Linked DNA regions of Homo sapiens: region 2 is linked to region 1. The links are chromatin loops, found by intact Hi-C in ENCODE. Cell type or tissue: ascending aorta. All regions are shown on one strand.

Region 1 (5,000 bases):
CCCTTCTTAAAAAGTGTTTTAACAAAGACAGCCTCGTTTGGCCCTCAGAGTACACATGGGTGGCAGAGTATTGGTGATGACTGCTTTTCTGAGGGCCTTGGTTGGCCGATTTTCCAGGGCAGTGGAAAATCAAGCCTATGCCTTCATCATCATCATCATTGTCATTGTTTTCATTGTTGTCATTGTCAACAGCACTTATTGACTGCTTCCTAAATGTCAGATAGAGTGTTAAGTACTTTATATGTGTTCTCTAATTTAATTCCCTTCATACCATTATTTCCATATGACAACTGGAACTGAGGTTCGATATCTTGCAAAGGATTTGCAATTAGTAAGTGTCTCAACATCTATGATTGTTTTAAGCATTTTGCTCAGTATATTAACAGCCTTGTAACCCATTCTGAACCCATAAAATGTTTGGAACCTGCAGAGCAATTATTTAAGAGCCCTGGTCTGCATCTGCAACTGAACTCCATATCCTCTATAAGTGAGCATATCGTCCTGAAAGATTAACATGGATAACATCACCAAGACTGCAGATGGATTAGATAATTTCTGGAGCTATGTTTTATTTATCTCTTGCTAATGTCTTGTACAGGTGCTGGCAAAATGTTGTCAGATAAGGGAGCAAATGAATATTTTAGCCATGAAGCAAATGAGGGATAGAGCCAAGTCTCCTGACTCCTAGCCTGAGTCCTGTTACTACCAACACTGCTACTCCCTCTCTTTGAGGGTTTGACTGCTGTAACAAAGAGACTCAAAATACAATGGCTTACACAAGATAGAAGTTTATATCCTTCTATGTCAAAATCCACTCAGTCAACCCAAGAGGGAAAGGGACAAGGGAAAGCAGGCCCTTTCCTTGTAAATACCTAACCAGGAAGCTTCAAATACCACTTCCACGCGCATTCGACCAGCCAAACTAGTCACATGGCCACATCTTGCCTCAAGGATGCCTGGGAAATGTAATCTTAGCTGGTGGTCATACAATCATCTAGAATTTCTATTACTATAGAAGATAGGGGAATGGTAGTTTTCAGCACAGTGGGACAAGCCGCTGTGTACAGTGGGAAAAGGACTAAACTTAGAGATAAGTATACCAGGGTTTCTGCACCTCCAAAATGTAATGAGAAGAGTATAATTATTAATTATAGTTATAATAATTATATTACCCCAAGGCTCATTTTTTCAACTCCAAATAATGATAATTATGGTAATTAGCATCTACTGAGCATCCATTGTGCTCTAGGGGCTGTATCATTGAAGGAAATAGGTTTAATTAACCATTTACATGGTTAGGCTTTGTGTCCCCACCTAAATCTCATTTTGAATTGTAATCCCTATAATACCCATAATCCCAATGTGCCAAAGGAGAGACCAGGTGGAGGTAATTGAATCATAAGGGCGATTCTCCCCATGCTGTTCTTGTGAGAATGAGTGAGTTCTCACGAGATCTGATGGTTTTATAAGGAACTCTCCCCCCTTCACTTGGCACTTCTCCTTCTTGCCGCCTGTGAAGAAGGTGCCTTGCTTCCCCTTCCCCTTCTGCCATGATTGTAAGTTTCCTGAGGCCTCCCCAGCTATGCTGACCTGTGAGTCAATTAAACCTCTTTCCTTCATAAATTACCGAGTTTAAGGCAGTTCTTTATAGCAGAGTGAAAACAGACTAATACAAGCATATACTTTACATGTGTGATTTAACTCAATCTTCCTAATAGTCCTGTAAGGTCATTAGTATTGTCCCGCTCATTCTAGAGATAAGAAAACTGAGCCTCAGATGTTCAGGTTTCACAGTGAGTGTATGAGAGGCAAAGCCAGTCCTGTACTCGCTGATTCCAAAGCCCATTCATGGAACCCCTCTGCTGCACCCTGGATCATTGCAGTGTCTGCATTAGAGAGTTGTCATGAGCATGGAAAGCAATGTAACTAATGGAGCAAACAGTAGGTCCTCTCCACTTTCCCCGAGAAAGGCAGTGTGGCTCTGGGGCTTTCGGCTTCCTTGCCTGAGTTGAGTAGAGAAGCTGGCGCGGGAAGGGGATTATCCAGAAACAGTTCATGGTTGCTAGAGGCAGGCTGGAGCTGAGAAAAGGCAGAATCCAGGTTTGGGAGAGAAGAGGAAAAAGCAATAAATGGAAAAATTGCAGCCCTGTAGGCAATGGAATCTATTACTCACAGATTAAAATGTCACAAGGAGTACACGTCAGTTCCAGACCTTGGAAAATGTTTTTTCCATCATAATTATGCCTCACCACCAACACAGAGGACTATTTCCCCTTCGGCAGAGGAGGTTGCCCCACTTGGTGTCTTTTTAACCTTCTGCAGACCTCAAAAGTTGCCTCTTACATTTATTCATAGTATTAACAATGGCCAACACCAATGAGCACTTACATGTGCCAGCTACTTAGAGTCTGTTCATCTTTCAATAACGCTGTGAGATGGGTACTTTTCATTTCACCCCCTTTTACAGATGAGGAAACTGAGGCACACAGATGTCAGGTAACATGTCCAACTTCACATGGCTGGTAAGAGGAGAATTGGTCATTAAACCTAGCTCATCTGAGCATGATCTTAATCTCTCCTCAAAACTTCCTCCCATTGCCCAATTCTGTTCATGGGAAAGTGGGAAACAATATAAGGTCTTCCAGAAAGAACCTGGCAGCTCTTCCCTCTTTTCTTTCTCATTGAGGCACAGCATGAACTGAAAATATGAGGTATGGAGGGTGGACCAAGGAATGTCAAATCCAACTCCAGCTGGGGTTAGTAAACTAAATGATGATTCACATCCAATGGGATACTCATTAGCTAACCTTTAAAAATGATGTTGAAGAATACCATGAAGTAGGCAAGCTCATAAACGGTAGGCATAGTATGTTGTCCAGTTAAAAAAAAAAGGTTTCTACACACACACACACACACACACACACACACACACACACACACATTCCTAAAAGATTACACAACAAATCATCATGAATCCTTCTAACTGAGTAGCAAGATTATGAGCAAACTTATTCATCTGATATCTTAGGCCTCCCTCCTCCATTTCCACCCAGGTCCCCACAGGAGTCAGCAAAGAGGCAATTCAATTTCGAGAAACATCTCAGGCTTGTGCCCAAGACCATGGCCTTCCTCCCAGCTAAACAAGGCACTGACTTCTTTTTTTTCTTACTTTTCTTTTTTATTTTTTTTATTTTGAAAAACAAAATCACATTTATGGAAAAATTGGAGGACAGTACAAAGAATTATTTTTTCCTAAACCATTTGATGGTAAGTTGCAATTTGATGTCCCATTGCCCCTAAATACTTTAGGGTGGAATTCCTCCAAACAAGGATGTGGTCCTGCATGACCCCACATTAACCAGCAAAATCAGGAAATCAACATTGACATAGCCCTGCTGTCTATTCCTCAGATCCCATTTGAGTTATGCCAATTGTCCCAATAATGTTCTTTACAACAAAATAATCCAGTCCAGAACCAAGTTACGGTTGGTTCTTTTTTTTTTTTTTTTAATTTTTATTTTTTAGAGACAGGGTCTGACTATGTTGCCCAAGCTGGTCTGAAACTCCTAGGCTGAAGTGATTCTCCTGTCTTGGTTTCCCAAAGTACTGAGACTACAGGCTGGCTGTGTTTTTTACTTCCTTTGTCTGGAATACCTTCTCAGTCTTTCTTTGTCTTTCTTGATACTTTTTTTTTTTTTTTTTTTGAGACAGGGTCTCACTCTGTCTCCCAGGCTGGAGTGCAGTGGCATGATCTTGGCTCTCTGCAATCTCTGCCTCCCAGGCTCAAGCGATTCTCCCGCCACAGCCTCTCGATAGCTGGGACCACAGATGCACATTACTATGCCTGGCTAATTTTTTGTATTGTTTTGGTGGAGACGGCGTTTCACCATGTTGCCCAGGCTTGTCTTGAACTCCTGAGCTCAGGCAATCCACCAGCCTCAGCCTCACAAAGTGCTGGGATTATAGGCATGAGCCACCGTGCCTGGCCTGATCCTGACACTTTTGAATATTTCAAGGTCAGCTGTGTTGCTGAATGCCTCTCAGTTTGGGTGTGTCTGTGTTTCCCTACAAGTAGATTCAGGCTATGTGTCTTTGGCAGGAATGTCACCAACGGGATGTCGGGGTCTTCTTGCTGCATCCTGTCAGGTGACACATGAGCTCAGCTTGTCCCATCATGATAGTGTTCACTTTGATCTCTTGCTTAAGGAAGCGTCTGTCAGGCTTTCCACTGGTTCTTGTACTTTTTGTAATGAATAAGTATTTTGTTTAGACTTTGTAATTAATAAGTCATTCTTAGTAATTAATAAGTATTTTGTGGTGAGGTAGTTTAAAAACATACATATATCCTATTCTTCATTAAACTTTCCATTTATGTATTCAGTTAGGTGGAGTCATGGCTTCCTATTATATTTAATGGGTTCAATGTGCTGCCATTATTATAATTATTATTATTAATTTTTTATTTTTTTGAGACAGAGTCTTGCTCTGTTGCCCAGGCTGGAGTGCAGTGATGTGATCTCTTGGCTCACCACAACCTCCACCTCCTGGGTTCAAGCAATTCTCCTGCCTCAGTCTCCTGAGTAATTGGGATTACAGGTGCCTGCCACCATGCTCGGCTAATTTTTGTATTTTTAGTAGAGATGGGGTTTCACCATGTTGGCCAGGCTGGTCTCAAACTCTGGACCTCAAATGGCCTGCCCCCCTCGGCCTCTCAAAGTGCTGGGATTACAGGCATGAGCCACTGCGCCTGACCCATTGTTATTTATTTTGATGCCCACGTTTTCCTGATTTGCCCTGTGGGAGACACTTCAGTGGTTTTTCTGCCCAGACACCATACCAGCAGCCCATTTTTGGTGGGATCCTTTCCCACCAAATAGAAATGTTTATCTCTCTGAGAACACATCTAAGAAGGGGGACTGGAGTCTCTCTCTGTCCCACTCAGTCCCTGCCCAGCCCTGAGGAATTCTACAGCAGGGTCCTGTGGGCATGACTTGTCATTT
Region 2 (5,000 bases), 140 kb after region 1:
GCGGGTGGATTACTTGAAGTCAGGAGTTCGAGACCAGCCTGGCCAATATAGCAAAACCGTGTCTCTACTAAAAATACAAAAAAAAAAAAAAATAGCTGGGCATGGTGGCATGTGCCTGTAATCCCAGCTATGCAGGAGGCTGAGGCTGAGATATGAGAATCACTTGAACCTAGGAGGCAGGGGTTGCAGTGAGCCAAGATCACACCACTGCACTCCAGCCTGGGCAACAGAAGGAAGAGACTCTGTCTCAAAAAAAAAAAAAAGGTAATCAAGAACGTCTTTATGTGTTGTTTATCATTTTGATATTCCATTTTCCTTGTTTCACAGCAATTACACACTGTGGCTCTTCAATAACATCTACTGGCATGTGTTTGTTTATGTGCCTTACAATATAATTTAAACCAAAAAAATGCAATCCTGTTGAAAACACTAGATGTGACAGGCATGGGAATCAGGGAGTCCAGTGAAAAGAGCCAGGCTTTGAAGTTAGTCAGACCTTGATCTGAATCCCAGCCCATCATTTACCGACTGTGTAACTTCAGGTTTGTCATTAAATCTTCCTGTGCCTCGGTTTTCTCATCTGTAAATGGGATTGATAACAGTAATATCTACCGCGCACGCCTGCCAGTAAGTACTTTAAAAAGCAACTAAATTCTCTTTTACAGTACTCAGTCCTGAATAGAAACTCAGGAAATTGTAGTCACAACTATTATTATCATTATCTATCGTGCATGCTTCAGTTTATCCTTAACTATGTTTATGTTACACATTCCAGTTTGAACATCATTGTCTTTAATAGAGAAAGAGAAGCCAAATAGTTGAGTAGGTCTGTTTTTCGTCATATTTTAACATTATTCCATCTGCCCCAAGCAACGAGCTTAGCCTTTACTTGTTTTTCTTGTTATGAACATAGCTTTAAAGAGAGCTTTCTTGTTGTCTTTAACATTCTCTTCAGCTTCAGCTCAGTATGAACTTGTGCTTTGCAGATATTTTCTTACCGGTTTACGCCACTCTTCTGAATTTGTCCCTGATCATGTGCTTGTCTTTCAATCTTCTATACATGTTCTCTTAATATCCAAGCCCATCAAAAATTCCTTGATCTTAAAATGGTTCCTGGGCCAGGCGCGGTGGCTCATGCCTGTAATCCCAGCACTTTGGGAGACTAAGGCGGGCAGATCACCTGAGGTCAGGAGTTCGAGACCAGCCTGGCCAACATGGTGAAACTCTCTCTACCAAAAAATACAAAAATTAGCCAGACATGGTGGTGGGCACCTGTAGTCCCAGCTACTCCAGAGGCTAAGCCAGGAGAATCGCTTGAACCCAGGAGGTGGAGGTTGCAGTGGGCCGAGATTGCACCACTGCACTCCAGCCTGGGTGACAGAGTGAGACTCTGTCTCAAAAAAAAAAAAAAAAGGTTCTTTCTTTTTCCTCATTCCCTCAAAAGATGATTTTGCTGTCAGAAACTTTCTTTTTATTTCTCTATTTCCTTTCTTCTTTTTATTTTTTTGTACTCTTTTCAAGTCTCTATATGTTGAAAAATCCCTCTATATATTGAAAAATCTATGTTTTTTTCCTTTGAAATATATTTTCCTAAAATCACCACTACTATTTGGTTATGTCCAACTTTTCTTTCTTTTGAAGTTACCAAACAATACTATCATGGTTACTCCCGCCCAAGGTTTTAGTCAATTCTACTTCAATAAAAAATTTTTCTAGATAGTTAGAACTAAGTTCAGGGTAGTATTTCCATCTCATTGCCTCCTCAATCTGTGGTTTAAAAAATAGAAAGGCTTTTCTGGATTGAAACATCTATGTTTCTATGGAATGAAACATTGATCAGACATTGGGTAGAATTAAAGTCCTCATCAATGACTACATCTTGGCTGTGGCGATTTTGATATTTAGCTGAACCTAAGTATGTGTAGTATCAGAATCCAGCAAAATAAAACTCTTTTTCACTTGTCTATACTAACCTATAATCGTTGTTCAGGCATAACGCTTTGGCTCCACTGACAAGAGAACAGGCTGTGTTTTGAAGTTAAATCATGGCAGTTCACAGTCACAATTTCTAAAGGGGCTGGCAAAGGATAAAATCTTATACCCTCAACTCAGTAAGTGGTGGAAACATCTTGCTCTTACATTGTTGAGTTCTCCTGTGAATTCATTGCTACTTCCAGAATCCTAACACAAGAACACAAAAAGAAATTCTAATACAGGCAATAACTAATTATCTTTAAAATGTATTTAGGAGAAACAAACTGAAACCAAAAAAAAAAAAAAACCAACCAAAAAAAAACACCCTGTGTGGCTATGAATAGTGAGTTAAGATTTGGCTAACAGACAAAAATAAACAGCAACTTAGATTGTCTTGCAGTTTAACCTGTCAACATTTTATTCTTCACGTACTGAATGAGAGGAAATTGCATGAGAGAAAGATTGTATTTCAAGAAATCAGCTAAGCATACCAAAGTTTTCCCAAAGGCCTTGACATTGACATAAACAAAGTAAAATCTCTAAGTCTAATAAGTATGGCTAAGCTTAGTTACTCCCTACTCAGCTCCAGGCCTTAGGCTAAGAATAGCAATAAATATAAAAATATCCACCAGTTGTCATTCAACTCGTGCGCATGTGCCAGAATCCCTTGCTTCCTTTCCCTCGCGCTCTGAATCATCAACCAAATTTTCTCTCCCTGCTAAAAGTTTTTTAACAATTCAAAATAAAATCAGTGGAAAAGTTATTTCTTGGAAAGGTTTAAAAGTGGGTGAGATTCCTGTTTATGTCCTAATCACGCACAAAGACTAGTTGTTTAATAACCATGGTATTTTCAAAAATGAAGTTTTTAGAGAATAAAGCATATCCAGGATAGTTAATCAAACACAGTGACAAAGAAAAGGACTTCTGTTTGGTCCAAATTTATTCTGCTATTAGGTCAATACTGAACCACACATGGACTGTCTTGGGCTTCTATACCAAACTGCTGGTAAACAAGCAGTAGCCACCCAAAAATCTTCAAAATGGAACCATGGAGACCTCTGTCCTTTCTGAAGCTGAAAACCTTGTACCTGAAAATAACTAAGAAGATTCGGAGGTCATGGTTTGATTTAATGTATGGAGGTCATGGTTTGATTTAATGTATGCCACGGAGCCACGATGATGGGGAATGAGAAGCAAAGAGCAAGTTCAAACAGCCGCAAGCACCAGGAAAAACGGGCTTTGGTGAAAAAGTGTGTTGATTTCCCTTTAACTTTCCGAGTATACCGTGAGATTAACCCTCATTCCGTTGAGCTAAATTTTATCCATCAGCACAACTCAGAGGTCACTTAAAATCATAACTTCCTTTTAAACATTCTTATGATATTTACTAGCAAACACATTCCAAAAGAACAGTCACTTCCACTATATAGAAAGAGCTTAATTGCTAAATTTAAAACTGACTACACTTATTCACAAATGAGGGCCTCATCTTCGTTGGTGACCCCTAGGTCTTCCTTCTCTTTTCCTTGACTCAGCAGCTGAGCTCAGCTTCCTCTCTCTGACCTTCCTTTTCCAAATGCTGGAGCACAGCAGGCATTTCTAGGTCAGCAAAGGAAACTATTACTGCCTTCCAGGAGAACAGTATCTTCTGTGTATTCGAAGGACTGAACAAGAACAACGAGTAAGAAATTCAGTGTACTAACCTCAGTTCTGACCCTGCCTAGGGCATGGCATCAACTGCCTCTTGTCTCTATTCTGTTAGGGGAAAAAACTCCACCATCCACCCCTAGAGCTGATTGTCATCAGCCACCTGAATACCTGGCTCAGCATAGCCTGGCAGAACACCTTCCCCCACCTTGCCTGGCTCGCTGGCTATGGCACTGTCTTCCTGCCCAACCCACAGGCCCGTGAGAATGACCATATCCTCATCCTTTCCATCCTATACCATGCATTCTGCCACCACTTATTTTTTAAATAGTTTTAATGACATAAAATTCACATATTGTAAAATTCACCCATTTAAAGTATGCAATTCAGTGGTTTTTAATATATTCAGAGTTGTGCAACCATCACCACAATCTAATTTTAGAACATTCCCATCATGCCAGAAAGAAACCCTTTACGTATCAGGAGTCATTTCCCAAATCATCCCCACCTCCCGCTCTAAGCAACCACTATCTTCTTTCTGTCTCTATGGATTTGCCTACATGGATATTTCACATAAGTATGCATGGTATCTTATGACTGGCTTACTTCACTTAGCAGCATGCTTTCAAAGGTTATCCACACTGTAGTCTTTATTACTGAATAATACTCCATTGTATGTATATGCCCCATTTTGTTTATCCATTCAGTACTGGATGAACAGTGGGCTGTTTCCACTGTTTGGCTGCTATAAATAATGCTGCTATGCACAAGTTTTTGTGTGAACCTGTGTTTCTGTTTCTCTTGGCCGCCACTTACTTTTAGTACCCACTCTGCTCTTTGTCTCCTCTTCTCTGGCTTCAAGTCCTCTTTAAAAAGAAAAAGCCTTAGGAAACAGGCATTCACATACCCTGCGGATACAATGAAAATGGTACTGCCTTTCTGGAGGACAATTCCCCAATATCTATCAAAATTTTAAATACACACAGTCTTCAAAAAAATTTTAAATACACACACTCTTCAACCTAGAAATTCCATTGCAAGTCCCCTACAAATAACCCCTTTACAAGTTTGCAGATCGCTATAAGGATGTTCTCTGCAACACAGTGCATAATAAATGCAGACATTAAGAAAATAAATTTAAATACTGTTCGATAAGAATCACAGAAAAGCAGTACAGTGGACCACTATTCTGTTGATTAAAATAAAATAAAGTAGAACTATATAATTGTATGAAAGACTGTTCCATATATTAATTAAAGATATCAAATTACAGAAAATGCATATATTAAATGGGTTCTCTCAGATAAAAGAGGATATATTGTGTGTGCTTGAATGTCCATATAAAATTTCTGAAAAGATACTTTTTTAAAGATGAGGAT

What was found. A loop is a pair of places that touch in the nucleus more often than their neighbours do. Peaks named below come from ENCODE experiments on the same cell type or tissue, not always from the same donor. Only the 100,000 strongest peaks of a DNase experiment are listed, where the experiment ranks them.
Region 2: a loop joins it to region 1, with 2.4 times the contacts of the local background. A loop is called at or near these places in 4 of 110 quality-filtered maps.

Annotation. Positions count from the first base shown.
Region 1 is chr12:93,915,593-93,920,592 of GRCh38, reverse strand. All of the region lies in intron 1 of LOC105369911 (a long non-coding RNA gene), which reads left to right. Among named protein-coding and RNA genes, the nearest start is that of CRADD-AS1, 180 kb to the right of the region's middle. In ascending aorta, no CTCF peak of the experiment used is centred here; DNase peaks (open chromatin) are centred at 1,982, 2,254 and 3,062; H3K27ac peaks cover 4,286 bases.
Region 2 is chr12:93,776,005-93,781,004 of GRCh38, reverse strand. All of the region lies in intron 2 of CRADD (CARD and death domain containing adaptor protein), which reads right to left. Among named protein-coding and RNA genes, the nearest start is that of CRADD-AS1, 41 kb to the right of the region's middle. In ascending aorta, no CTCF peak of the experiment used is centred here; DNase peaks (open chromatin) are centred at 2,634 and 3,538; H3K4me3 peaks cover 645 bases; H3K27ac peaks cover 4,196 bases.